Linked DNA regions of Mus musculus: region 2 is linked to region 1. Evidence: chromatin loops called from intact Hi-C (ENCODE). Cell type or tissue: gastrocnemius. All regions are shown on one strand. Links, peaks and the distances in the headings refer to the core of each region. The heading gives the core; the rest is flanking DNA. Region 1 overlaps Tbcd (tubulin-specific chaperone d). Region 2 overlaps Tbcd (tubulin-specific chaperone d).

Evidence for each region. Hi-C counts contacts between places; a loop is a spot of excess contacts. Peaks named below come from ENCODE experiments on the same cell type or tissue, not always from the same donor. Only the 100,000 strongest peaks of a DNase experiment are listed, where the experiment ranks them.
Region 2: a loop joins it to region 1, with 2.0 times the contacts of the local background. A loop is called at or near these places in 5 of 42 quality-filtered maps.

What each region holds. Positions count from the first base shown.
Region 1 is chr11:121,468,179-121,483,145 of GRCm38, reverse strand. Tbcd (tubulin-specific chaperone d) reads right to left here. Exons shown (of 39, transcript NM_029878.4): 7 at 7,475-7,607. Among named protein-coding and RNA genes, the nearest start is that of Tbcd, 24 kb to the right of the region's middle. In gastrocnemius, for the core only: a CTCF peak has its summit at 7,271 (motif pointing left); a DNase peak (open chromatin) is centred at 7,266.
Region 2 is chr11:121,536,427-121,551,393 of GRCm38, reverse strand. Tbcd (tubulin-specific chaperone d) reads right to left here. Exons shown (of 39, transcript NM_029878.4): 14 at 10,386-10,542; 15 at 1,113-1,170. Among named protein-coding and RNA genes, the nearest start is that of Zfp750, 25 kb to the right of the region's middle. In gastrocnemius, for the core only: no CTCF peak of the experiment used is centred there; DNase peaks (open chromatin) are centred at 7,295 and 7,923; H3K4me3 peaks cover 350 bases; H3K27ac peaks cover 1,973 bases.

The DNA of each region.
Region 1 (14,967 bases), core at 3,625-11,624:
GTTCAGTTTCCTAGCCCACGTACAAGCATAAAGACAGTGCCAGATGCCCAGCTTGGAAAACGTGGCCTACTAATTACACACTGCCATCCTCGGGGCTCAGAGGGCAGGAAGACGCCCCAACTGCCCTTGGCGGGTCTCCCCTCTGATGCTTCTCAATCCTTGTTCCCTCTTGACCATGGAACAGCGCACAACTACAAGGAACCAAACAGACGAGGACGATAGGAAGGTCTCCACGGAGGTACTTCAGAGAAGGATGACCTGTCACCCTTCAGAAGAAGATGAAGACCAAGCACAGCAGATGTGCGTGAGTGAGGGCAAAAAGACTAAGGAACCACACTACAGGGTGAAGACTTGTGGAATGGGAAAAAGGTATCATGGAGGGATCGCTGGAAAGCCAGCTGAAGCTCTGGGTAAGACAAGGAGATGTGAGAACCAAACAACTAGCAGGCATGGAGGATACCAGCAGAGACAGCCTCAGGCTCGAAGTCTCAGTCTGTCTGCTTCTCTCTGTGTCTGTCTGTCTCTGTGTCTGTCTGTCTCTCTCTCACACACACACACACACACCCACACACACACACTGTCTCTGTGTTTCTCTCACATATGCAGTCTCTCTGTCTCTGTCTGTCTCTGTCTCTCTCTTACACACATACACACACATTGTCTCTGTGTCTCTCACATATGCAGTCTCTGTCTCCATCTCTCTGCCTCTCTGTCTATGTCTATTTCCCTCTCTCTCTCTCTCTCTCTCTCTCTCACACACACACACACACACACACACGCATACACACACACACGTCTCTGTGTCTCTCTCTGCCTCTATCTCTGTCAGGCTTCTACAGTCACAAGGCTAAGGAGGACAAGCTGTAGGACAACAGGAATGAGGTTAAGGTTGTGACTTCAGGTGTCACAAGTGTACCCACGGCCCACAGAATGAGGGCTCTAGAACAAGGACAGAGAGCAGGAAACAAAGATCAAGGGCAAATCAGAGATGAGATGTCAACAGCCAAGGCCTGAGGGAAGCATGTGAGAAGGAAGGCCAAGGAAAGTATCAGGGCAGCCAGGTATCAGCACCTGCCCGTGGGCCAGGTGAGAGGAGGAGGAGGTGGAGCGTGAGGTGTTCAAATGGCCCGCAGCAAAAGCCACGAGCCAGGCTAAAGGTGGAGGGGGCTCCCCACTGGCCTCCTGGGTCTCCATTACTAACGCAGCTCACACGCGCAGGTGGGCAGGGACGGGGAGGATGAGGCCATGCACATGTACATACGCGTTCCTACAGGGCTCACCTAGGTAAAGTGCTGAGCTGCGTGAAACTACAAACAGCCAGAGCCTACTCAGAGCCTACTCAATGCCTGGCACAGGAACCCTGAGTCTATGGAGACAGCACTCTCTATAGACAGTGCCTCATCTCCATCCTATCCGTCACGCGCTTTCTCCACCCAAAACCTTCCTCTTCGGGATAGAAAGATGGCTCTGGGGAGAGGCGCTTGCTGCTGCCAAGCCTGCATTCAATCATACGGTGAAAGGTGAGAGTTACTTCTGCAAGCTGTCCCCACATGAATGCTCTGGTACACACATCACACTATACCCGAAAATATATATAAACAAGTAAAGTGAAAAGCAAAGTTGCCCTGAGCACTAAGGCACAAGCCCCCAGACATTCTGCCCTAGGATGCTGAGCCAGGGCTTCTCTAGAAACCAGGCTCCACAGAAGCCCACAAACAAAGAGGCCAAAGTCCACAAGACCATGACAGGCTAAGCTGAAGAGCATGACCAGGGCTGATTAGCTAGTCTCCACACACTCTGAGGCAAGAGAGGTTTGTCACTTCTCTTCCAGATAGAGCAAGGTACCACACCTATGCCTCGGGCCACCAGGAGAGATGAAATCCAAGTATAGCTAAAGCCTATTCAGAGGCCAAGGCCAGGACAGTCTGGTCAGGCAGCTGAAGGCCCAGACAGAGCCAAGTCTAGGATACTGGTTCCTCGTGCTTACCCATACAGGTAATCTAGTCAACAGTCACTTGTACCCAGGCACCCGACCCCTATCCTTTAAACCACACGCAAGGAAGAGAGACGCTCCAACACATGCCTCGTGGGTCAGATTGCCATGCAGCCCCTGGGATGGGCCTGTGGATCCTGGTACCTTAGCTCTCTCTCTTCAGTGTTAATACTGTTGCCTGTGAGGTTTCTGGGTTTTGCTGCAACTTTGTGGCTTTTTGTTTCTCTCCGTGCTAGGTAACCCAGGGCTACAAGAATGCTACAGAAGTGGTCTCTGGTACTGAGCTATACCCCCAAACTATAAGTTCAGTAAGAATTCTACCTTTAGTCAACAATAGATAAAATAAAGTCTGGATTTTGAATTTTGTTTGTTTATGGTTTGGGGGCAGTTTCTCTATGTAGCCCAGGCTATCCTGGAACTCTCCATGTAGACCAGGCTGGCCTCGAACTCAGAGATCCGCCTGCCTCTGCTTCCCAAGTGCTGGGATTAAAGGCGTGCGCCACCATGCCTGGCAAATTTTGAAATGTTAAAAATAGGAAAAATTAAAAACAAACAAACAAACAAACAAACAAAAAACCCCACCTAACTGTGAAGAGGAGATGCTATGTCAGCTGGTAGTAAACAAAAGAATATCCCCTGCCACCAATCAACACAGGCAGTACCTTCCCTACCAGCAGCCTGTCTTTGGAACCAAAAGTTCCCTCACCATCATAACCACTGAAGGAAACCCAGAGAAGCCGCCATGGTCAGAAGCTTCTAATCTGAAGGAAAACCATGACCACACAACCATCAACCAATAAGAAAAGGTAAAATACATTTAAGAGACAATGTTTTATTTTAAAATATGTTTTCTGCCCTCAAATTTCCTCCATTTGCATTAATACTAACACTCATGAGCAAAGGGGCCTTCCAGAGAAACGAAGTTGCCAAACACTTGTTTCCTTCCCACAAGAGTTAAGAATCAATGCCGCGAGAGGGCTATGCTTCGAGGGAAATAAAATCAATCCTAGTTTCGATGTGACTTGTTCAGAGTTCACCTGTTTCGCCTAACCCACACTAATGAACAGGTGGATAAAAATGAAGCCAAGTGCATCAAAGGAAACATGCAATCCTGAAGCACAATACACCTGCAAGTTTCATCACGCACAAGACACCAGCCCTCTGCCTTCAGGTCTGACAAGCCCATGGTGAAACTGCTCCACCCACTGAGCGTAACTTCCTCCTGCCCTGGAGCCAGATCAGACCCAAGTGACCCTCTAAGAGAGAAAAAGAAGCCAAGAGGGAGACTGAGGAGACAACGCTGCCCCAGAGCGGAGGCTTGAGGGGTGGGGGAAGGGCGGTGGCAAGCCAGGCACCTCGAGCCCTAGGAGATGAGACCACCGTAGCTGTTGGTCTACAGCAGTTTCATTCAGCCACTTCCCAGGATTTCAGTTGTCTGCGTCAGACAAGTGCTCACCATCCTCGGGGCAAGTCTCTCTAGATAGAGCAGAGGTGCTGTTGCCAAACCACCAAAGTACTCTGCCCCAACGGCAGAGAGCTGGGTCTCATCTTCCCCTCCCTTGCCAACACACCCAGCTGGGGGGGGGTGGGGGGGGAGGGAGGAGTGTAGGAGACTCAACTTTCTAAGCCTCTGGGAACCCTTTTTACACCTCAGGAGGAAGCAAAAAGAGAATTTCTCTCCTCAACACTGGAATTTAAAGATGTCCAAATAAAAGGCACACATGTCTGGCTGGTTTAAGTCACTAAAAGGAATCTCAACCCACTGGCAAAACTGGCAAGGAATGGAACAGCAACTGCCCTACAGTGTCTGAGCACAACCTATGCCCCATGCACCTCCTAAGTAAGAAGAAACAGAAATCTTGGGAACTACACAGAGACTCAGGTGATCAAAAAGAACAAAAAGGCAAAGAATGTAAAACGAGACAGAAAGCAGTCACTGCGGAATGCTCCAGGCACGTTGGCCAGGACCTCAGTTAAGGCCCACAAGTTATCACCACCTCCCACAGGAGCCTGCTTCACCTAAGCAGGAAGCCTGTCTACCCTGCCAGCCACAATCTCTATTGCCATGGGCAGGAAGAAGTGTAGAGCAGAAAAACTCCTGGGCCAGGCTGGCAGGTAGCTCAAAACTGCAGACTGAGCTAGGTCCAGTGGGACACACCCATAACCCTTGCTAACAGAAGCTAGCCTGAGCTATAAAGCAAGATCCCTCTCACAGTCCCTAACCCAAGAAAGAATGCAAACAGCCGAACAAAAGCCATCTAAAATCAATCCCCTGAGATTAATTGTGCCTGTCCTCCCATGTGTCCCATATACACGCTAGACAGGTCTAACACCCTTCCCTCAAGCACCACCATGCAGTAACAGACTCTAGCTACGGTTTGTCAGACCTTCCTGTATTCTCTTGATGTGAAAACTTTCAACAAGACTCAGGCCAAGCCGGGGGTGTTGGCTCACACCTGAGATCCAGCACTCAGGAGGAAGAAGCAGGAATATTAACACAAGTTCAAGGCCATCCTGGGCTACAAGTCCCAGGTAAACCAAGGCTGCACAGTAAGTAGGTAGAAAGCCAGGTATTGTGACACAAACCTTTAATTCAAGCCCTCTGGAGGTACAGGTGGATAGAGCTCTGAGTTCAAGCCCAGCCTGGTCTACAAGAGTTCTAGGACAGTCACAGCTACATAGAGAAACCCTGTCTCAAACAAACAAACAAACAAATGGAGTGGGAACTGGGTGGGTGTGGGATGGATGGGTGGAGAGAAGACAGCAGGTCGGGCAGGGAGGCAGAGATAGATCAGTTGGTCAAGTTTAGACTGAGTTCAATCCCTGGAACCGAATGAGGGACACAGAAAACGTTCAATAAGTTGTTTCGAACTCTTTATTGTTGTTGCTGCTGCTGGGCTCAAAAGATGGCTCAACAATTAAGAGCATTTTGGTCTCCACACAGGCAATAAGCAAATATAAAAAGAAAAAAAAAATTTTAAAGATTCATGCCAAAAATATTAAGAACCTACTTACACCCAAATCTTTCAAATAAACTATTTCTATCTACCTATTCATCAGAATTACCTAAAACACAAATGTACAACACCTACCACGATTTATAAATCAACTGTGACCTCTGCCCCACTCTTTCCTCTTCCTTCCTCACACTACCTTTCAGGGTAAGCCACAACTTGCACTAACCTCTACTGCTACAATCAAAATGGAAATCACAATAAAACCTCTGTAGTTGCCTCTCCCCACAGCTAGAACAAAGGCCTCCCAAGGTATGGGCTGTACAGCTGAATCTGCAAACCCCAAAGATATCTACCATAGGCAGAACCTCACATCTCATCAATAACTTAGTTTGTGTATGTGCTCATGTGCGTACCACAACTGATAAGTGGGGGCAACCATAATTTTTCTTTATTTCTAATTTTTATTTTATTTATCTATTTTACTTTTTTATTTCTATTTATGGATATATGTATGTGCATCTGGGTGTATACGCACATGTGTGTGTAAGTGCTCTCAGAAGCCGAAAGATGACATCCAGATCGCCCAGAACTAGTTACAGGGTGTTCTGTATGTACCTCCTAACTTGGGTGCGGGGAACTGAACTAGGGTCCTCTGGAAAAGCAGCAAGTGAGCCATCTCTTGGGCCCCACAACTATAATTAAAAAAACAAAACAAAAACAAAAAGAACTTCAAAAACAAAATACTATAGTTAAACAAAGGGAAAAAAAACAACTCTCAGGGGCTGGGTAAGGATAGATAGTTCAGTACTTGCCTGTCATGTTTAAGGGTCTTGGCTTGACACCCCAGCACTACCAAAAAGAAAAGGGGGGGGGTTGTTCTATGTGCTGAGGAAAACAATCTATTACTATACACAAATAGAGAAACACCTACTGATACATACCCAAAATAATTATAAATTTTTAAAAACCTATTTTATGTTCCCCAGTAGCATTAATCACAACAGTCAAAAACAGTCACATAATGAAACAGTTTCGGCCTGCGAAAAAGTAGTGAAGAACTGACGCGTGCCTGCCACAGGGTGGGCAGACCCTACAGACGCTGTGCTCAGGGAAAAGAGCCTATCCTACATAAAAGTCACCTCCCAGACAGGTGAGCTCAGTGCCACTGGCCTGTGGAGTATGATGCAGTGTGTATGCGGAATGGCATACTGAGAAGAGACAACGGTGGCTATACAACTCTGTAGACCTAACAAAATGAACTAACGCCCATCTGGAGCCGCCAAGTCTTCAGAGAGAGCAGCAGAGCAGAAGCTCAGGTCTTAAGAAACATTTTATTTTCCCAGGCCTCCCTCTTGCATGTTTTGAATGGCAGGCCTCTGAAAGGCAATGGCAATATCACTGAAAATAAAGAGACACCAGCCGTTTCTCATCCCCACAACCAGGATACACATTCAGCTGCAGAGGCACATGGAGTAGGTCCAGAGAGCCTCGACTTGCCTTCCCGTCCCAGGTTGCATGTCCCCTTCCCAGGGCTGTTGGCACCTGCCCTGATACCTCCCACCCTGCATCAGGACCTGTATTAAGGAGTAGTACAAAAAGCCAAACTCAGTATGACTGGTTGCCTTCAGACTTCTCCAAAGGATCCTACTTCTAAGTGACATGTCAGCTCCCTTTGCCTTCAAGACAAGGACAAGAACTACTGTCAAATCGCATCCAGTGTAATCAAAGAAAAACAAGGAAGAGGTTTCTGACCCTGGAGCCGCACAGTTTCAGAAGGCTATCTGCACCCTCCAGAATGCCAAACCCTAGAAACCAGGGCCTTATACAGCTATCCATGCCTTCGTCCAAAATACTGACTCTTAATACCATGGCCTCAGAGAGTCTCTGTAACCTTGTAAACATTAACCCTAGAGACAGACTTGGAGAGGCACCATGACCTTCTTAATGCTGACCATCAAAACCAAACAAAGCCTTAGGGGGTCCATCTGTGACCTCCGGAATACTGGTCCAGGAGCTTCCTAGCCTTGTTAATAGGGCCATGTCCTCTGAGATTTCACACCAGAGTGGTTCTCCTTGTCAGTACTAAAAAGCCATACAACAGACAAGCAGAGAAGACCAGCAATAGGAAGGATGGGCACAGTGGGCATCTCCAGACGGGCCCCAGTGTCTGTATTTAAACTCGGGAACTAGAAATTTTGTAACCCACGTAAGCAAACAGGTTTCAAGCCCTCTGCCTTCTTTCACTTGGGCTGGTTTCACTGCTTTACGACAAAAAAACTAAAGGCTGCAGTTCTGCAGGCGCCGCTGCCCTCTAGTGGTGAAGCACAGTTCTTCAGCTTTCTCCTGGAAGCCACCACTCCAGTCCAGCCTTACACACTAAGCACACAGCAGTGGAAAATGAAACCACAACCCTGTAATGCAAATTAATCCTACCAGGTTCCCGTAATTCAAACACAGAGTGAATGGAACCAACAGTTTGGGCACAGTGCTGGAGCTCCACATGCTGTCCCGGGGCAGGGCTCACCAGGGCCTGCAGCATCCCATCCATGGTAATGACACCCTCGATGGTCTGGAAGGAAGAGTGGGCCAAGGTGCAAAGGCTCCAGTCCAGAAAGCTGGCCATCTTTCTCTGCTTGACATCGGGACGTGTGATAAATCTACAGGGGAACGCAAACACACAGGAGATGCTCAGTAAGACTCCAATGCTGAAAGCTCACCCACATCCCACCACACACCACACACCACACACATTTCCTCCCAGTCATCTTAGATCCCTGAACAGGTTAGGTCAGATGCCTGCATCTCTCTCTCTCTCTCTCTCTCTCTCTCTCTCTCTCTCTCTCTCTCTCTCTCTCTCTCTCTCTCTCTCTCTCTCTCTCAGAAACCAAATCCCTGACCACCATGGCCCAGCAGCTGATTGCCCATCAGGATCTCTCAAAAAGTTACTCAGAGGCCTCACCACCCTACCTCCTTCCCTCCTGGGCCCCAACTAACCACCAGCTTTACAAATAGATGGGCATCGTTAACCCACCACAGCCAGGGAACATCTACATGCTTCTCAGCTCTGACTCCTTCCAAGTATCTCCCTTAATCTCAAGATATATCCTCCACAACCTAATCCAACAACCAACCCCGACCCAAGGACCTTCCTCTACCACAACCTCATGTTGCACAAGCCTGTTTCCTTCCACCCAACATCTGGCTGACAATGTGAACCCAGACCTCTGACTCAGTGACTCTAGACAGATCCTATAAGGGAGGAAACACACAAAGGAAGGGAAGGAGAGGGGAAGAAGAGTAAGGGGAAGAAGGAGGAAAAGAGGGGGAAAGGAGAAGGAAGGGAGGAAGGGAAGGTGCTGCGTCCCCAAAGGCAGCTCAAGGACAATCTCAAGGGGCCTTGCCCAGGAGAAGCTGAACAAGAAGAGACACAGCACAGCCAGTGGGAAAGATCTGTGTCGGGGAGGGGGAGGGGGGAGCTGACAGGAAATGTGCAGGGATAAGTACAGGGACCAGGAACCAAAGGACCCAAGCAGGCAAGTAGCAGGTTTATGACTGTCCTGGCTAGTCTCATGTAGGAGCATGGACAAGGCTGTGCCAGCAGGTAGCCAGAAGGTAGTTCCTTCTGAGTAGTAGAACTGTATGCCCAGAAGGGAGGCTATGAGTCCTGGGAACAGAGGGGTTCACTTTAGGGTATTCCACATGCAATACCCATTAGGGAGTCATACGAAGCACCAGGCACAGGAGAGTCAGCACTGGGATTCTGACATCCACTCGCCCTCTAGTGCCCTGACCATCTACACTGGAACCTAAACCTAGTCGTCCAGAAGGCAGTTAGAGCTACATCCACTCTCTGCACAAACAAACCCTCTCAGCACATACTGGTTGGTACTAGCATACGATGCTCCAGCCCCTCCCAGAATATGTACAGCCAAGCACATGTGGACAGCTGGCGCCCTTCGCCATCCTATGAGTTAAAGACTCAACTCCTGTGGGTCACACCTCATAAGACATGCTCAAGGGTTTAAATCCCCTATTTCCTTTTTATTTATTTATTTATTTATTCATTCATTCATTCATTCATTCATTCATTTATTTATTTACTGTATGAGTATACTGTAGCTGTCTTCAGACACACCAGAAGAGGGTATCAGATCCCATTACAAATGGCTGTGAGCCATAATGTGGTTGCTGGGAATTGAACTCAGGACCTTTGGAAGAGCAGTCAGTGCTCTTACCCGCTGAGCCATCTCTCCAGCCCTATTTCCATACAACATGGTCCAATTCTTGCCTGACCTCAGTGTCACCTGTTCACTCCAGTGGGAGCTGACCAAATCCTTTCCCTAGGCAGCACCTACACAGTCTAGTATCTGCATCTACCTTCATGCTGCCAGGCCTCATATGCACAGATTTATTCCCATAGCAACACTAGAAAAACGTAAGCACACTTGCTTTACTATGACCTACCAATTTGACAGCTAAAGAAAAAGCAACACGGAGCCATCGGTAGGCCAAGCTGTAAAAAGCAGCAGGGCATCCAGATTTACTGTCAACTATGAAAGAGGTAGAGCCGTAAGACTGGCGACTTACGTTCCAGCAACAGGCACTAGATCTACAAAGGACGGTGCCTTTGAACTAACTGTGCCATCACACAATAACAGGCAGCGGAACAGGCCATGCACACGGCTGGTGCAAGAATGGCAGCAAAAGAAGAGAGAAGACAAGAGCGGGAAACTGAGACTCCCAGACAGAGGCTATTTAGAGACAGAAATGAAAAACTACAGGTTCTAGTGTTCCTGAGAACCATCACAGCTTCAGTCCTAGAGTCTCAAGCTACCCAGGCCAGAAAGCTTTAGCACTGAACATTACTAAGCTCTTAGGAATCCCAATACCCACACCTGCACACCAGCTGCTGCCAAGGAATGAGGATGCGCCGATACTCATAAAACTAAGGGTCTCCTACCTCTGGCTTTCTCAGGAACTGTAACACCTGTAGAACTAATGGCACTGTTATCAGAAGCTTGCACAAGAGGACACCACCTCTTGCTGCTTCTGCCTGTTTAATCCTGCAGTTTGATGCTACCACATGCTAAGGTAGTCAAAAGATACCAAGACCAGTCGTGAGGTTTTTCATTGCCTACCTGTGAATTCTACCTAAGAAGAGCTAAGGGATCCCCAGCCAGCTACACTAGGAACCCTGGTGGTTGCACTGCCTGGGACACGGCCTCAGAGTGAAGCAGCAAACGGGAAATACAATCCCCACTAGGCAAAAATCATGTATACTTCAAACTAATACAAACTAATAAAGATCAGCGGAAATATGAAATATCTACAAAATTATTCTAGAACTGGTAGCTAGCTATTGGAGGAGAAACCCTTCCTGATGCAAACTCTATACCAGTGGTTCTCTACCTTCCTGAAGCCTTGAACCTTGAATACAGTCCTCATGTTGTGGTGACCCAACCATAAAATTATTTTCTTTGTTATTTCATAACTGTAATTTTGCTACTGTTATAAATTACAATGTTAATATCTGACATTTGGGATATTTGCTATTCAACCCCTATGAAGGAGTTGTACAATCCCCACAGGGGTCACAACCCACAGCTTGAGAACCTCTGCCCTATACCAAAAGAAATTTGAGGTGAAATTAATTCTGTGTTACAACAATGACAAAAATAAAAGAACATAAATGACTACTTGTTAAATCTCTTAAGTTAAAATTAGCTTCAACAGTAAAAATAACCAGTTTAAAAAAAAAAGATGTTTGACATTAAAGTTAAAAACTGTACTATAGGTTTTAACTTCTCCCTCTATTCCTCCAGACCCAATCCCCCAGGCTCACCCCCAGCTCTGCAACAGAACACCTGCTGCAGCCTTCCCTGCCCCCTCCCCCCATCTCCTGTGAACCCCATGGATCTTACCCCGTGTTCCCCAAATCATTGCTTTATCCAAGCCCCCAACACCAACAGGCACCCCTGCTATAACCCACAGAGCACTCCAACCAGGGAACCAGGTAGGCTGTCTGTAGATCGTCCCTCTCCACCTGTTCCTCCTGATTCAACCTCCCTCTCATCCCCAGCTCTGTTGTAGACCTCCTCGGGTGACCTTTCTTCATTACCTACCCCATTCCAAGGAGACAAGATAAGCAGATCCTCCCTCTTGGGGACCCCTTCAGACCCCTAGCCTAAGTGCCAGTTCCCAATACCCACAAACACATTTTACCTGGAACCCCACCCCCAGTGGCCACACCTATCAGATTGTCTCAGGTAGGGTTTTATTGCTGTGACAAGATACCATAACCACAGCAATTCTTATAAAGGAAAACATTTAATTAGGGCTAGCTTGCAGTTTCAGAGGTTTAGTCCATTATCATCATAGCGAGGGTGGCTGTAGAGAAAATTTCTTGTGTTGTAAAAGCATTCATTTGCCAATAAAGAAGCCTATGGCTAATGGAGCTGAGGCAGGAAATAGGAGGTGGGAGTTCAGACAGACAGACAGACAGAGATCTTGTGAACCTGGCCCTTTAAAGGATCACCAACTGCTAGTCAACTGGCCCTTTAAGAATTCTTAGCTGTTAGAACTGCTTGACCCTATGACCTTCAGTGTTGGTGAGCTCTTGGATTTCTGAGAACAGGAAAAAGCCAGCTGAGGCTGAGAGAAGGGGGCTAGCAGAGTGAGAAGACAGTTGGTGACAGCTGAGTCAGGAGAACCTGAGCTAAGCAGACAGTCTAGGTCAGGTGTTACAGTTTACAGATGCTAGAATTGGGGAAACTAGGAGAAGAACTGTCTGAGGTCATCCTGGTCACAGGCCAGCCAGGGCTACATAGAGAAACCACAAAGAACCAGACGATAGATGCATAGATGCATTGCTAGGGAAGAAAGAAGCCCATGGACTTCGGGGCCTTGTGTGCTGCATTCTGAATGATACTGTGCTGTTGAGCATCTCACCTTCTGTCACTAAGAACATATCTTGATGTTCCATGTGGGACAGGTAGCAGAAGCCCGTCCTTCTTCCTGTCACTGTAAGATGCCTCAGCAGGAGCTGACATGACAGCTCTGTCAAAATGGCTACACCACCACATCTCCTCAGCCTGCAGCCATCACAGGAGCTGTACACGATGGCACACCACCTTTCCCACCTCAGCATGAGCTGCCCTTCAAGAGCTGTCCATGGTGGCAACGCCTTCTTTTCCTGCCTCATCCTACAGCCTTGGTGAAACACCACAGGAGCTGCTCCAGAGGAGCTGTCCCACAGGAGCGTCCCCACAGGAGCTGTCCCACAGGAGCGTCCCCACAGGCGCTGCCCCCACAGGAGCGTCCCCACAGGAGCTGTCCCATAGGAGCTGTCAACAGTGGCAGCACCTTCTCTCTAGTCTCCCCCCAGCAGCCCTACAGAAATGGTGCCTCAGCAAAAGCTGGCTACAAGCGAGAAGGACTTCCCACCCTAACCCAAAGGCCCAACACAGGAAAAGGGGGTGAAAAAAGTCACCAATTCCTGAGCAGGAAACCCACCAATCCCTGAGGTCCCCAAGCTCAGGACTTAAAATTCCACCAATCATCACTCTGGAAATCCCTGCCCTGAAAAAGCTCCGCCCCCCCCCCTAAGAAATCCTATATAAAGAACTTCCCTCTGTCCAGTTCCCTGCTGTCAGCTCCCAGGAGCAGAGGGCTGCCATCCCTGGACTCATTCCTCCATGCATACCACTTAGCAAAGTTAAATCAAGATCAGATGAACAACTTAAACAGACTTATAATCCCTAGTGAAGTAGAAGCAGTCATTAAAAATCTCCCAACCAAGCTGAGCAGTGGTGGCGCACACCTTTAAAGCCAGCACTTGGGAGACAGAAGCAGGTGGATCTCTTGAGTTTAAGGCCAGCCTGGTCTACAGAGTGAGTTCCAGGACAGCCAGGGCTACACAGAGAAATCCTGTCATGAAAACAGAAGTGGGGGGAAAAAAGTCTCCTAACCAGAAAAAGCCCAGGGCTAGATGGTTTTAGCACAGAATTAGACAAGACTTGTAAAGAAGAGTTAATACCAATATGCCTCAAATTATTCCACAAAATAGAAACTACAGGGGCTGGTGAGATGGCTCAGTGGGTAAGAGCACCCGACTGCTCTTCCGAAGGTCAGGAGTTCAAATCCCAGCAACCACGTGGTGGCTCACAACCATCCATAACGAGATCTGACTCCCTCTTCTGGAGTGTCTGAGGACAGCTACAGTGTACTTTAAATAAATAAATAAATAAATAAATAAATCTTTAAAAAAAAATAGAAACTACATTCAATAAAAACTTCAAACCAAATCCTAGAGCACATTAAAAATATCATCCACCGTGATCAAATAGGCTGTGTCTCAGAGACGCAGGGAGAGCTCAATATATGAACATCAGTAAGTATCACCTACCATATAAACACACCGAAAGGAGGGGAAAACCACATGATCATCTCTCATTATATGCAGAAAAGGCCTTTGACAAAACCCATACCCCTTTATGATAAAAGACCCAGAGAGATTCTCGAAACAAGGGACATACCTAAACATAATAAAGGCAGTTCACAGCAAGCCCAACATCAACCTAAGCGAAGAGTAACTCAAAGCAATCCCGCTAAAATCAGGAACAAGACAAGGCTGTCCACTCCAAACCTGTTCAATAAAGTAGCTGAACTCTTAGCCGGAGCAGTAAGAAAACAGAAGAATAGATAAAGCAAATGTGGTACACTTATACAATGAAATATTACTCAGCTGTTAGAAATAAAATATCATGAAATTTGCAGGCAAATGGATAGACCGTGAACAAAAAAAAAAAAACATTCTAAATGAGGTACCCCAGACCCAGAAAAATAAACATGGTATGTATTCACTTATAAGTGGATATTAGCTATTCAATAAGTGATAACTAAACTACAATCTGTAGATTCTGGGAAGATGTGTACAGAAGGGACTAGGAAGGGATACATGGACGTCTCTAGGAAGAGGAAATAGATTATACAGGTAGACTGGGGGCAGGGAGAGAGAGGATGGGAATGGGATGATCAGGTGGGAGGAGAGACAGGGTTGAGGGAGGAAGAGGCAGAATCAAGAGGCAGCTGAGAGGGAGTGTGGAAACCTAGTGCAATGGCAATCTCCTACAATACATGAAAGCACTCCAAACGAAGTCTCCAATTAATGAGGGAAACAGAGTCCCAACTGGCCATCTCTCGTCATCAAACAAAGCTTCCGGCACCAAGACTGGGTTACTGCTGTAACCAATTGTTCTGTTGGCCAAAGGGCTCCCACAGAAATCACCGAACCCAGAATGTTGCCAAGGCAATAGGTTGCTCTCCACAAACTGACGGCCAGGCCCCACTGCTGAAGACAACACACACACAATCACTGAACATGGAGAGGTTGCTCTGATGCCTACATTAACCTTCACCCCGTCATTCTGTGTCTATGGTATGCAAAAGTACTTTGTAGGCTACCAAAGGAAAAACATAAACACCAACCCCAACACAATCTGTCCCATCTGCAAGGTATGCTGGAGCAATGGGACACAAAGCTTGTGGGTGTGACCAACGGACAAAGCAATGGTGACACAAAGCTTGTGGACATGACCAAGTCCCATTTAAGGTTCCACGAGATAGAACCCATACCTGACATTGCTTTGGTGACCAAGAGCCAGCGACTAAATAGCTCAGGGACCTATAGTAAAACCAAATACTACTGGTCTTAAAAAAAAAGAGAGAGAGAGAAAAAAATCAATAAAATGACCCAATGATATTCTGCTATACTCATTAGTCAGTGCCTTACTCGGCCATCATCAGAGAAGCTTCCTCTTATAGCAGAGTGAGAACAGAGACACATAGCCAGATATTATGCAGAAATTTGGAACACACAGCTCCAAATGGGATATGTTCATTAAATCTCTCCCCTCACAGAACCCTGAGGAAGATGTGGCAGGATTTTCCCTGTCCAATTAATTTAAATACTAGTGCAGCAGGAGGTTTATGATTGGACGGGGAAAGAGGGTAGAGCTA
Region 2 (14,967 bases), core at 4,192-12,191, 68 kb before region 1:
ACATCTGTTGGCACTAACAAACACCACTCCTGACCTTTGCCTCAGTCTCAAAGCAGATGTAATAGTATATCATGCCCAGTCAGTCTCCATGACCAGTTGAAACAAGGATGTAGAAGGAGCCCCTATACTCACACCATGGGTCTTCCCAACTCCTCATAGCTGACAGCCAGAGCAAGTCTCAGCCTGCACCTGTCTCAGAGACTTCCCCTCGGTTCCCGATATCCCTGAATGTGTTCGCCTGCTGGCCTGTCTATGAGGGGAAGACAGCCGCAGACTGCTCAGGTATCACAGCACTCCTGACAGTGCCTGGACTTCTCATCTGAGGTCCTCTGGGGTCCAGCCTCCCAAAGCACCCATGGACCTGGCCTCAGTCACTGATCACAGCAGTCACCTACGTAGAGTCAGCCACTGCTGCAACACACCCCCATATGCAGGAAACCCTAGGGAAACATTTCACTGTCTCTTCCCCTCGCAATTCACGAGACTCAGTCTCATTACTGTCCCAGAAGTGGAAAGCCATAGGTAGATGGAGCAGGGACTCTAACCAACATCTCTGTTGGCAGCCAAAGCTACTCAAGCTCCCTCTATGCAAACCCATCCCAAACGCTGGATCTCGGGGGGGAACTGGAGAACTGAGTTCGGAAGGTAAGGCCCACAGGCAGCTGCAAAGCTAAAGCATAACCAGGGGTATCCACTCCAGTGTGGCCGGGAAAGCAGAGCTAACTACAGCTTGGTAACAGCTCCCCCTGGAACACGGAGCCTCCAGTGCCCTATCCTGTCATCCCTGGACCAGTCCTGCCGTGTCATGAAGGTTAGAAACACAGAATAAATTTCTTCTCCTCTGCAGAGCTTGAGCTACCCTGAACTGGTCTGGCTATTGAACAGAAACCTGTTCCCCTATGCTTATTCAACCCTGACCTCCTCAAGAACCCCACAGTTAAGGCCCTACAAGTGTTACCATGGTGACTGTTTTACTCAGTTCTTTCATCTGCTCTCCTCTGCTGCCATGGGGTATGGGTTTTCCAAAGAGACAGAGGCCCACATACAGGCCACTGGCAACGACGACAGCCCCACCTCCAGGAAAGGAATGCACTGGGGAAAATGAAACTTACAGAGGCTGCTCTTCTGCAGTTCACATTTCGGTCAAATACAGCAGCAATGACCAGGGCACTGTAAAAACAAGGAAAACTATTAATTAAAATGAAGTGCGCGAGGGCTGGGAAAATAGCTCAGTCAGTAAACTGCTTGTCTTGCAAGCATGGGATTCCCTCATAAAAACGTTGGTGAGGTGGCGCATGCTTGTAAGCCCGGTGCTGGGAGGTAGACAGGAGGTTCCCTGGGACTGCTGCCCAACAAGTCTAGCCTAATGGCTGAATGCCAGGCCAACAGGAGACCCTGTCTCAACAGAGGTGGATTCCTGACGACGATACCCAAAGTTGTTTTCTGCACACGTAACAAAGCACAGGCATACACCGTGTGCCATCGTTACATCGTTCACTCATTTCCTCACTTGCTGGTCACCCGGATGAGCCTGACAGACTCTAGGGAAGCTCAAGGTTCTACAGGCTACAACCGATTCACAACTAACCTTGAAGATATCAAACATTATAGATAGCCCCAGCCCTATCAAACGTCCTTGGATGGTATACGCTGAGCCTCTAGTGGCTTGGAGAACAATGCCTTTGGCCTGCAGGGATCATGATAAACGGTTCCAGAGGATGAGAACTGGCCGTGTGCAGATGGTCACAACTGGGTGGCTGACACCAACACGCCTAGATCACAGCTAGCTCTACGCTGAGCAGCAGGAGCTCCATATACCCTGCAGGCAGCCTGACCCTTGGAAACACCCAAACATATGGTTTCCAACATTTCCCACAGGTCTGACCCAGTGTGAGACATGATGGGGCAATGCCCTGTCCACATCTGGGTTGAGAGATATGGGACATAATGAGGACTAGATGAGGTCAGCGGGATAGAGACCAAGGCTGGATCCTCTGGGTTTCACAAAAGAAGACACGCCATAAACTCTGCTCTCTGCCCCTTTCAAAGTGAAACTAGTGCTCACAACTCTCCTGGCAAGAAGGTCACTACTAGATGCAGCCTCTTGACCCAGGAGGACCCAGACCACAGGTCAAAATAAGCATTTTCTTTATAAAGTGGTGTCCTGCAAGTATTTGATAAAGTAATGAGAAACCTGCTAACAGGCAGGCAGCCAGTTAGAGCAGTCACCATGGAAACAGCACATGGAAGGCAGCTGCTAGGTCTCAATCCTTCCTACAGCCAGAAGCAATAACGCCACACTATCTCGACTTTTCCTATCTCCCAAGACACTCGACAGGCTTTAATTATGTCTTTTTCTTATATACTGTCTTAGTCAGGGTTTCTACTCCTACATAAACATCATGACCAAGAAGCAAGTTGGGGAGGAAAGGGTTTATTCAGCTTACACTTCCATACTGCTGTTCATCACCAAGGAAGTCAGGACTGGAACTCAAGCAGGTCAGGAAGCAGGAGCTGATGCAGAGGCCATGGAGGGATGGCTTGCTTCTCCTGGCTTGCTCAGCCTGCTCTCTTATAGAACCAAGACTATGAGCCCAGAGATGGTCCCACCCACGAGGGGCCTTTCCCCCTTGATCACTAATTGAGAAAATGCTTTACAGTTGGATCTCATGGAGGCATTTCCTCAACTGAAGCTCCTTTCTCTGTGATAACTTCAGCTGTGTCAAGTTGACACAAAACTAGCCAGTACATATACCAAACTTCATTACTGTCGAAACTAGAAACTCCTTGCTCCTCTCCATGTCAGGCCTCTCACCTCTCCTGCATCCACCGCCAGTTACTGCTATGGGTCCCACCCTCCAAGGGGAACCCTTCTCAGGGAAGCATTTCCTCGTCAGGGATCCCTCTTCTTGGTTCCCACATTCCAGGGACATTCTCAGCAAACAGCAAGGTGCAAGGACCGCGGGCCAGCCATGTCTAGTTTTCAATCTCATTTCAACTTTACCAGGCATGCAGTGGGCACTGCGCATCAAGCACAGGAGATAGAGCTGTGAGACCACTGGCTACCCTCCCAGACTCCAAATCCCAACCAGGGATCACCAGAGGACAGAAATGATTGGAAGGTCAGAAGGTCTTTGGGGTCCAGAAAGTAAAAACAAACAAACAAAAACAAAAACAGAAACCCTCAAGAACAAGAACTGAGGCCAGCAAGATGACTCAGCATACCACCAAGCCCAATGACCTGAGTCTGATCCCTGGGTCGCAGCACATGGTAAGAGAGATAACCAACCCTTTGCAAGTTGTCCTGGGACCTCCACACACAGGTCTTCAAACACAAGCGCTCACACTTGAGCACACACGCACACACACACTTACTTTAATTTTAATGTTAAAAACATCAGAACGCTGCTAAGCAGGTAATGTGCTCCAGGAGAGAACTTGTGCAACAAGAGAGGTGACAAAGAACTGTCTTTAATTCCAATAGGAAAATGGGAGAGGGAAGGAGGCACAACTTTCCTGGCTTGTGGGATTTATACTTTGCCACAATGAGAAGCAGAGAAACCTGAAACAAGAGAGGGTTCATCCTACCTCACCATGAACATTTTAAAATTGTTTCTACCTTGAGCACACTACAGCAGCTTTTGTGAACAGTCTTCAGATCATAAAGCTGACTGAGGGCTCCTAGCAACCCACAAGCCACACACACACATACACACACACCCTCAAGGTTCAGGGAACATCTAGAAGATAGGTACAGAAAGAATATTACTCTGCCCGGGCAAACGGACCAAAGTCCAATTTCAACCAAGTGTTCATTCTAGAGGAGTCAGGCCGTTGAGAAAATAAAGCTGCCTGTTCACAGCCCTCTACACATTCTACCCATCCAGGCACTGGGCACGGGATGAGGAGAATCCCAACTGCAATGTAGCCTGTGGAGATAAAGCCATAGCTGTTCAAGAAGCTGATGTCAGCATGAGACTCATTCACTTCCTCCCTCTGAGGGGTGGGGCTCTGCCCATTTTTCCTAAAGCACTTTCCACTTATTACTAGGCAGTTCTACAGCTGCGGATAAGACCTGATAAGGTGGTGGGATTAGGGTAGCTCCTGGGGGGGGGGGGGACACTTCTAACCCTACTCATCCTTCTCAGGTATGTGAGTGGCTGAGTAGTACCACGCACATGAATCTGTAGGTATCTCTCCTATGCTCAGCACTGACACAAGAAGCCCCGAGATGCGGACCATGCCCAGTCGGAAGGCAGATGCAGCAGGCCTTAGCCACCTACCTTGCTTATGGGGCCACCCTTCCCACAACCACTGTCACTGGTCTGTGTGCTCCCAAAAGCCCCAGCTACCATGATCCTCAGATCCTAGGAACACTGCAGCCATTCTTCTCTGAGCAGTGAGATTGCCAGTGACGGCTCTTGGTCTCTGACATGGAACATACACAAGATGCTCCATGCAGACCTCTCCAAGGTATGAGTAAGCAAAGTGAGCGGTAAGTCAGGAGTGGGACAGGATGTCAGAGTCCAATACTGGCTGTCAGCACAGAGAAAGTCTGTATGTAACAGGTGTCACCACAGAAGCAGCAGCCTCATACACTCCATCAAGTTAGCTTTTCCTTAAGCAAATGCCTTAAAAGTCACTGCTTCATTAATTATTTTCTTTCTTTTTTTAAGAAAGGGTATCAGAGCCGAGCGTGGTGGCGCACGCCTTTAATCCCAGCACTTAGAAGGCAGAGGCAGGCGGATTTCTGAGTTCGAGGCCAGCCTGGTCTACAGAGTGAGTTCCAAGACAGCCAGGGCTACACAGGGTATCAGGATAGGAACTCATTCTGTGGCTCAGGCTGCCTTGAACTCAGTAATTCTCTTCCCTTAGCCCCTCAAGTGCTAAGATTACAGGAACAAATCAGGATTTACATGTTTCATCAAACTTCAGAAATTACACTGTGGTAACTGTAACAGTACTTGGAAAACACTGCTTTTTAAGTAACAGTAAGCTTTTAAGTTAATTAAAACAAATCTGCATGTACTTATGATACAACAATGTTTGACTGTTGAAACAGGGTTTCTCTGTGTATTCTCTGTGTAGCACCCTCACCAAGCTGTAGACCAAGCTGACCTTGAATTTACAGAGATCTGTCTGCCTCTGCTTCCAGAGTGCTGGGATTACAGGTGTGTTCCACCACCACCCAACCATAACAGGTTTTTAAAGACTTTCAATTTGGGCTAAATTCTTTTTTTAACTTTTTACTTATTTGTATGTGTGTGTGTTTGTGTGTAACACATGTGTGCTAAGTCTGAACGTGCCTGGAGGGGGCTTTAGAGTCTCTGGGACTGGACAGTTGTGAGCTGCCCTTTGAGGGCTGCACTGAACAAACCCAGGAAGAACAGCCAGTGCACTTAGCCACTGAGCCCTCTCTCTAGCTCTGGACTAAATTCCTTAAAACTAATTTCCTACTTTCAGAACAAGACTGGCTTATTTAGAAATAAAAATAAGTTTTGAATGCAAAGGGGTTTAATGATATTAGTCAAACAGAAAAGGGAAGTCTATTCCTAAGCCACTGCTCTCCTAAGCCACTGTTCATGCTTACTACCCTTCACCTGGGCCTCGCTCATCCCCAGCAGGAAGACCCGATGCAGAAGTCACTACTCTTCTCTCTCACTTCAGAGAAAACCTAAAGAGCAACACCTGGCACCACAGTGAAAGCCACCATCTGAGGAGAGGTGTTTGTGGGTGTGTCCAGCTGCTTAATTTCTCTAGGGAAGCTGTGACAGCTCACCAGGATTTAACCACACAGAAGGGATTCTCTTTCTGGTACAAACCTAGGGAAAGTGAGAGGCAAGCCTTAGCCTGCCCCTCTCCTTTCCCACAGTCTTAGACCTTGGCTCAGCATACACAGTGAGAACAGCATTCACCCCAAACTCTTTTTTTTTTTTCATTTGTGTGATACTGAGTAGCGTTTCAAAGCAAGCACACTTGCCTCTACATGGGAAATGACAACATTTGCATTCTGAAGTAATTTTTTTAAAGAGAAGACTAATAACTCATTGTGAAACTCCATGGTTTTTTCAGTTGCAAGTCACATTAAAATATAAACCCTGCATTTTACTGAATTTCTCTAAGTCATAAGCAGAACCATGTGCTTTGGGGTCACAGCCAAGCCAGTACAAAGTTGGGCCTGGCAGACCAAGACTGTCTCCAATTGCTGGCCTTCTCCTCAACACAGTTTTCTTCTCTCTGGAAGTTGGGCCATTCAGAGAGGCTGAGAAGAATAAGACATAGCTTTGAGCAATGCTTGCTATTTCCTTATTTTTTTTTTTTTCAGGACAATCTTGCCCTGAAGGAAGAGATCCTACAGAGCCAATCCCAGGCCGTTCACAGGCAGCCCACGCTGCCCTGCCGGTTTGCACAGTGGAGGTGAGAGTCAGGAGCTGCCCCTGGCACAGGCGGGTCTGTGCCTGGGCGGAGTGAACGTCAACAGGAGCTCAGCTTACAAAAGAGTTTCAGGTGAGGAAATCGCTAGAAGGTGACAGGCAGGGTGCTCTGGCAGCAGCAGACAGTTTGCTTTCTTTTCCTTCCTGTAGATCAGATTTTGACTTCTGGTTAGAAGGAATCACCTACAGAACACACAACCAGGCCGGCACCTTTCCACACCACATCTTACTACTCCTGCCTTGCACCAGGCTTTTCAGGAGGCCAGATAGTGCCGCAAAACAGTGGCATAAATTCTGGCTCCACCCGTCTGCTCAAAGACAAAGAAAGATGGTTTCAAAAGGCAATCAAAACAATTTCAAAAAGATAGAAATATGCCTTGAAAATCTTTTAAAATTCCTAAAGCAGAGTTAACACTGTGAGGGTAAGAATAGTTAATCCAGTTTCTTCAACCCAAAATTAGAAAAGGTTAGTGGCTTTCCCTGCATCAGGCACTGAGGTGCAGCAGGACGCCCCACAGCGCCTCCCTGGCTCTATTTTACTCTGGAAACTATATTTGGATCTCAACTGTACTGGTACAGGATACGCTGAGGAGTTTATGAAAGTAAAGATACCAAGATTTTATCATCGGCTAGAAATAATGGGCTTAAAACCTGATAATTAAAGAGCATGGTCACTCATGACGAACCTCACAAGCAGGTCTGCAGGGCACACCCGACCGATACTCAGACGCACAGAGCTTCAGGCAGGAGGTAGTACATGCCCCAAGCTCACTGGCGCACCTGACTCACCACATGCCCTCCCCCGCTGATGCCTGGAGTCAGATGGGCCAGGAAGGGCCAGGCACAGGTTCATCAGAACCTGTCTAACCGGCTAGAAATCTGCAGCGGCTCAGCTCCAAAGGGCACTGCTGCCCATCTGCTGGCTGCCAGCTTAGAATCAGATGGCTGTGAAGCAGAGGCTGGCAGCCCTGCAACCAGACAGCTACAGTTTCCACGCACAACATGCAGACATGAGTTCCCCAGCAACCCCTCAGGCTTGTCCCATAAGCCAGCAAGTCTAGACTCCCCAAGCCCAAAGAAACACGTGGACCCACAAGAGTTTCTACAGACTAGAAGTAGAGATGGCTGTACAACAACTTCTCCTTGGCCAGGAAATTCAGGGTCATTCCAGAGACTGAGCTGTATGTGAAGTGAAGGGCACTTCTGTGTTCACCCACTAAGTCTCAACAGAAGCCGCACTCTCCACACCACACCCAACATGAAGAGGGCCTCGTATCTCCCCACAGCACACCTAACTCAGAGCAAGCAAGTTCACTTAAGTTCTGGGAAGACAGTGCCAGGCTCAGTCAGGGCCGCCTTCTACAGTCCTCAGACAGTAACCTCGTGGCTAAGAGCTTGTGCAGGGCCAGAGCAGAGAGCCTTTTTGTGCTCCCCACCCCCTCCCCCACTATGGAAAGAGAACAGAGTGCTGAGTAGGAGGTCGGCATGGAGCCAGGTATGACCATGACCCTGACAGAGCAGTGATGACTGCCAGGAGCCTGAGAAGTCACCACTGATGGGACTTGGCTCTGCTGTGCAGTTGCCTTTTCTTCTCTGAGTGGTAAATGGTGACTCTGAAGAAGAAGGTACCATGTTCCTTCAGCAGCCATGGAAGCTCCTCACCATACTGTTCTAAGCGTAGGGAAAGCTGGAGCTGGAGAAGACAGAGCAGAGCCCAAAGACCCACCTACAGCCATAGCACCAAGACACAGCAGCCAACTTCAGAGCCAAGCTTTTCACAGACTGTCCATTTCCTTTACTGAATCCACCCAGGGATCCATCATTGCTGTGATGTGAGTTCTACAGCACAGAGTGAAGACAGACACTCTGGTGGGAACTGTGTAGCCCCGACTTTTCCCTCAGGACCAGGTGCCCTACAGGGACCTCTCCTCTGTACCTCCTGCCTTCCGAAGTGGCAGAATGGCCTTGAGACCCCACACCCAACAAAAATGAAGCATGAGAGAGCTAACCTAATGCCCCCTCTAACATGGCCACATGCTCCCGGGCCAGCAGGTCAACTCCTGTTCCCTTTACTCTATGATTCCCTCCCTCAGGCCATCCACCTTCCTCCATTCTGGATCAGAAGAGGGAGAAGGACGAGCCATGGCATCCTGGGGGTGGGGGTAGCTGCTCTCTGAACAAAACTGTGAGACCGAACACAGTCTGTCAGGACTGTTTTTATTTTGAAACAGGAAGCAAATGCACATCAGAGCCAAGGTCCTACCATCCTTCACCATCTCCTGGCAGGTCACTGGTACCAAGTCAGGGTCACGTCAGGGTCACATCTGGCTCTATGCCTAACTCCTACTCAACACTTTTCATCTTCAGGGGAGGAAACTGGAAGCCTGACTGCAGCTACCCACCTGACAGAGCCTGTGAACTGAACCAGACCCTGTCGTGTAAAGGAGCTTTGCTGCTCTGGGGCAGGTGTGAGCAAGAGAAAGACCTGTTCACTACTTATGCAAGTTGAAGATGAGGACAAGAAACAGTTGCAAGAACCTCCCTCACAGCCACATAAACAGCAAACAGAGGATGCACCTGCATGGCAACAGAATGGGACGCAGGGAGGTCACAGCTATGGACCAGGCCTGAGGATCAGCAGAAGGCCCTGGGCAGCTGGGCTCTTGCTCCTTCCCACCCAGAACCAAGTCTACAACCAACAGCACAGCTTCCTGGTAACTGTGCATATGTCAGGTCCCCATGAGTTGTGCCTCATCAGTATATGTTTATGCTCCATTGAATGAGACAGGTCCAGGACAGCTCCCTTCTGAAAGACCCCACAGTCAGATGTCAGGGAGGGGGGTAACGGGGGTGGAGGGAGGAGGGGGGTGGAGGGGGAATGTCCTGGAGCTGAGTCTTGAAATGAGGTGAGGGGCAAGTAGCACCATAAGGATGTTCTAGGGGGTCCTGGAAATTTAGCAGCTGGCTCAGACTTTCAGGTATCTGGGAAGTACTGGAATATCTGCTTTTCCTGAGGCTGGTTTTGTCTGTTCTGATTTCCCAAGTTGTGTGGCCACATCCACCTCACCTTCATTCAGCAACTTAAAGAATAAATAGTACTGGAGAGCTCTGTGAGGTGGGAAAGTATTCTTAGACGAGGAGTGGCAGGTGCCTGGTCACTAGACTCCAGTACCTGAGGGTCCTAGGTGTAGGGGCAACGGCGGCGGCTCCAGGTCTGACCTCAGAAACATCATGCCTTGGGCATGGTGCCCAGGCTCTTCTGCCCGACTTTCTGGAGTTTTTTTTTCTTTTTCCTTTCCCTTGGAAGGATGCAGGACAAGTGTGCCCTCAGCACAGACATCTCCTCAGTTTTGTACAGCAATTGGTACATAAATTTGGGGGGTGGGGGGTGGGAGGTGGGAGGTGGGAGGGATAGCAGTAACCTTTCGAGTTCAAGCTTCATTCTGTTTCTGAGGAGCCAAAGGAGGGCACCACGCAGTTCAGGGTGTCTGTCCATCTGGTGTGGATGGTGCAACGGGTGCTCTCCGACTGAGTCTTCTCATGCTCATTAGGGCAACACCAATAATCTGCTCTGTCCTCAGCACACTATGGGATGGCTCCAGAGTATTCAAGTGACTGGACTTTACTCTGTTCCCATGCATGTAATCTCTTCTGAACATTTGGAAAGGTCTGAAGTGGAACCTGGGACCCATTTGCTTCCCTGGACAGCCATGTTTGGAACCCTATCTCCCCACATAGCAGATCCTGTCCCGTTCCACAAGATAAGGTAGTCTTTTCCTCTCTTGCCCATCTCTTAGAGAGGAGGGGCAGGGCACAAGGATGCTGATATTGGCAGCTAGTTGTAGAGAATGGCTTACCTAAAGCCAACAGGTTACAGGCAGATGGTATGTTTATCTGAGGCACGTCTGCCACATGACACAATCACTCTTGAACGCAACCAAGAGGCATTACCTTGAAATGGCAGTCACAAAAGGTGTCAACTCCTGAGGTTCATAGGCACGTGCAAAAGCCCAGCACACATAACAGGCAGCATCCCTGACATTGGCCCCAACGCTGCAGGCACCCCGCTTCTCATCGTAGGTAAGGGCCTTCAGGATCACCGTGACAACTGGCAGGAAACAAAAACAAAGAGCAGTTGATGGCAAACCATGAGGCAGAATCACAGACAGGAGTCAAAACCTGCTCAGGAAAAACAAAACAAAACAAACAAAAAACCCTGAAAGGGAAGCAAGCCCATCAGCTCAAAGGTACAAAGGAAATTTGGGTTTCCCAAGAATCACATAAAGAAATGACAGTTCTTCAGAACAATAACCATAGCTAGGCTGCCAAATCTGTGGCCACACCAACAGAGTACAAAACTTAGAAGCCCACAGCAGGATAGGAAGGGCCGTGTGTTTATGGGGAGCACTGGTGACACCCACAAGTGAGGCGAATGGATGTGAAACCATAGGACACCATCCAAATCTTCTTATCACAGACTTCAACAACCTCAGAGAGAGAAGAAGGCACCAGACCTAGACCAGAGAGGGAACCTCCACAGACACCCATGTGTCTGGAAAGCCAGTCCTAGGTTGCCTTGTATGTACAGGACTGTCTGCTTGTTTGACCATAGAAAGTGTCTATAGTAACCAAGAGATAAAGTCATATGAATTCCTCTTTGGTTCTAGTAAAAATATACAACCAGGCAATTGACATATATGCATGCACAGAGACAGACAGACACACACACAAACACAGACACGCATACACACACACACACACACACACACACACACACACACAGCAGTTGATACAAAGAGGCGATGTATGCAAGAATACTGGAACATTAAGTTATTCCTGTATTCATAGCACTCCTGAGTATTTACTTGAAGGGTTCTTAAGTCATCACATCACAGACAGACTTGCTCACCAATGCTTTTTGTTTTATTTGTTTAAGGCAGTGTCTCACCATGCAGCTCTAGTTGGTTGGCCTCAAATTAGCTATGTAAATCAGGCTAGGCTACCCTCGACCTCTGCCTGCCTCAGCTTCCCAAGTGCAGGGAGTAAAGCTGTGTGCCTCCATGCCCAACACACTCATCAGGGTTTATCTGCAGCACTGTTCAAATGGCTAAATTATAGGACCAACCCAGGTATCCATCAAGAGAAGAATGGATAAAGGAAATATAGTACATCTAAACAACTAGGTTTTCTTCCACCATAAGTGAAAACAAATCAGGGGGCTCTGTCAATAAAGTATCTGTACTGCAAACATGAAGAGCTGCATGGGCTCTCTGGCACCTATATAAAAGCCGAGCATGCCAGGGTGTGTGACCCCAGCTCTTGGTAAACAAGGAGACAAGGGGATCTCTGGAGCTCATTGGACAACCAGCATAGCCAAATAAATCTATGAGTTCCAGGATCAGTGAAAGAATCTGTCAAAAAATAAGATGGACATCAACAGAAGATATCTGACATTGACTTCTGACTCCCACATGTGTATGCACACACACGCACACTCTCTCTCACACACACATACACTCTACATACAAAACAAACACAAATGAAATCATGCTATTTACAGGAAAATGGCTGTAACTAGAGATTATCACATCAAACAAATTAGCTCGCTCAGATAAATATCACATTTCTCTCTCATTTGTACATCCTAGATTTTATGCAAAAATCATGTATACACATGACATGAAAGCAGAAGCAAACCATTTGGGAAAACAGAAGGGAGCTAAAAGGAGGGAAAAGGAGGGGGATATGGCGAGGAACTCAGTAAAAGTATATTATGCACTTTTATGAAAATGTCCTTTTGACATCCAGTACTGTATACTCTATAGCTGTGCGCCAACAAAAGGTGCAATCAGGGCTGAGGAAATGGCTCCATTGGTAAAGTGCCTGCCACGTAAGCTCGAGGACCTAAGTTTACATCTGCAGCACACACAGAAAAATCCAGGATAGTGCTGCACACTCCAACTCTGGACAGAGAGATGTAAGAGGAGCCCCGTGGCTTGCTGGACGACTAATCTCACCAAATAGGTGCAACTCTAGATTCAGTGAATAACCTTATATTAGAAATAAAGTAGAAAGAGATAGAAGACACCCAAAATTGCACCCTGGCCTCCACAAATACACATGTGTATGTGCACACCTGTGCACACATACACATATACCACAGAAAAAGGAAAAACAAATGTTACTGTATATTCTGTTCTGTATATTCATTTCTTTGTAAAGAGCTGCTTATTAAGATGTATACACGTCTTAAAGCCGAACCATTACACTTCTGAACCACATAAAGGAATTTAATGTATCTACTATGTGGGGGAGGGGGGGCGTGGTGGATGCATGTACAGGTGGCACAGGCATAGAGGTCAGAGGACAGCCTTCAGGAATTAATTCTCTCCTTCCACCATATGAGATCCAAGCAGCCAACTCAGGTTGTCAGAGTTGGTAGCAAGTGGCCTTATCTGAGCCATCTCGACAGTCTAGAATTTAATTTTATAAGAAAATCAATTGTTAATTTTTTTTTGTTTTTTGGTTTTTTTTTTTTTTTTGTTTTTCGAGACAGGGTTTCTCTGTATAGCCCTGGCTGTCCTGGAACTCACTCTGTAGACCAGGCTGACCTCGAACTCAGAAATCCACCTGCCTCTACCTCCCAAGTGCTGGGATCAAAGGCTTGCGCCACCACCGCCCAGCTTCAATTGTTAATTTTTAAAAGCCTCTAAAAAGTAGTAATGGAAAATAGCAACAGAGAAAAACTTAAGAAAAAAACTTGATTTTTACAATGCAAAGATAGGCTATTCTTTTAAAGTCACACTAAGTAGACTTTTCTAAAAGAGCATGCTGAAAGTCTCAATTTCTTGATCCCAGTTAGACAACCGTGCTGTAGTAAGGAACACTGGGCAGCTCTCACTGGTATCTTTAAAATGTGTTTAAAACATAATTTGAGGACTAGGAATATGGTTCACTGGTACAGAACCTAGGTGCATTGCATGTGTGTGGCCCTGGGGTCAATGTCCAGTGTCATACCTACAGAGACAGAGGAGCCTCCTGCTGGCATCATAGCTCAGACAGTGTCTGTAGCTATGTGTTCCTTGAAAAGAAGGGGGCAGGGCGTGGTGGCGCACTCCTTTAATCCCAGCACTTGGGAGGCAGAGGCAGGAGGATTTCTGAGTTCGAGGCCAGCCTGGTCTACAAAGTGAGCTCCAGAACAGCCAGGGTACACAGAGAAACCCTGTCTTGAAAAACCAAAAAAAAAAAAAAAAAAAAAAAAAAAAAGAAAGAAAGAAAGAAAAAGAAAAGACGGGGGTTTCAAAGCAATTTGGGGTTCAATGATTAACCTTACTGGCAGAAGCTCGACACAAACACTGAAGGCTACCAAGGGAGGATTCACAGCTGATAGATAAATCAAGGATTTAGTCAAATACCGGCAGCAGACACAAAGGGCATGTGAGTGTCCAGGGTCTCCAAAGGCAAGATAAATGGAGCACGCTGCTTCTAGGACTGCATGCACGCCACCCTCAGAACCATGCTGCTTCTAGGACTGCATGCACGCCACCCTCAGAACCTGTGCTCTGTCTACATCCTCACCACGCATGAATACCAAGCCTGTGTCTACAAACAGTGTGAAGAGAGGCAGCACTTAGCTATGTGCATGTGAGGTGCCCATCTCCTGCATGTGCAATTATCCACCAGAAAATAGCACCTAGAAATATATTGGCAAAAAGAAAAACCAAACCAAACCAAACCAAACCAAACCAAACCAAACCAAACCAAAAACAAACAAAAGCCCTGAAGGGTCATTATTAATGTTATAAAACCAAATCTCTGCCTTTCTGCTTCTAAATTTTCCTATATAAATAGTAATTGTTCAATGGAATCTATTTCACATAGCCGTGGTATTTCACAGAGGCTGTAAAAATGTGCACAGGCGAGAGAGAGAGCACGAGGCCCTGGACATCCTAAGGGAACAATGTGGGATGTAGTGAGTCCTCATGAAGATGAGGAGTCACCTAAGCTGGTCCTGCTGAGAACCCCCAAATAAGGCCTATCCCCTGACAAATATCACAGCATTAGGAATGTGAGTGTAGCTTCTAGATGTCCAAGATAGAGTCCACATTCCCAGCAGTTTCACATATAAGTGGCCACACTGGAGTCTTGGGCATAGTGTAGGGCCAGCTATTCCTGGCCTCTTCAAAGCCAATCTCTGAGTCAGCTCCATCCACAGAAACAGCTCCTCCACTCTGTCAGCTCGGCCCAGCCCCATTTCCCGTGCTTTCCAGAGGCACTCTGTGTGTGATCACAAAGGCCAGCTCCTTCACAGCATTCTTGAGATCCCTACAACTCCTCCCCAGTTCCCACCTAGCCTTACAGTCCCCCTACTCTGCCAGAATTCCCATCGCAGACTATGTCCCAGAGACTCCCTTATCCTACAAGGCTTCTCTGCACCCCAGGAAACAGGCAGACTCTCAGGAGCAGGAAGCAGACCAGCAGGAAGCCAGAAGCTGAACCCAGTTATCTGACAGACTATTCATTACTCCTGTAA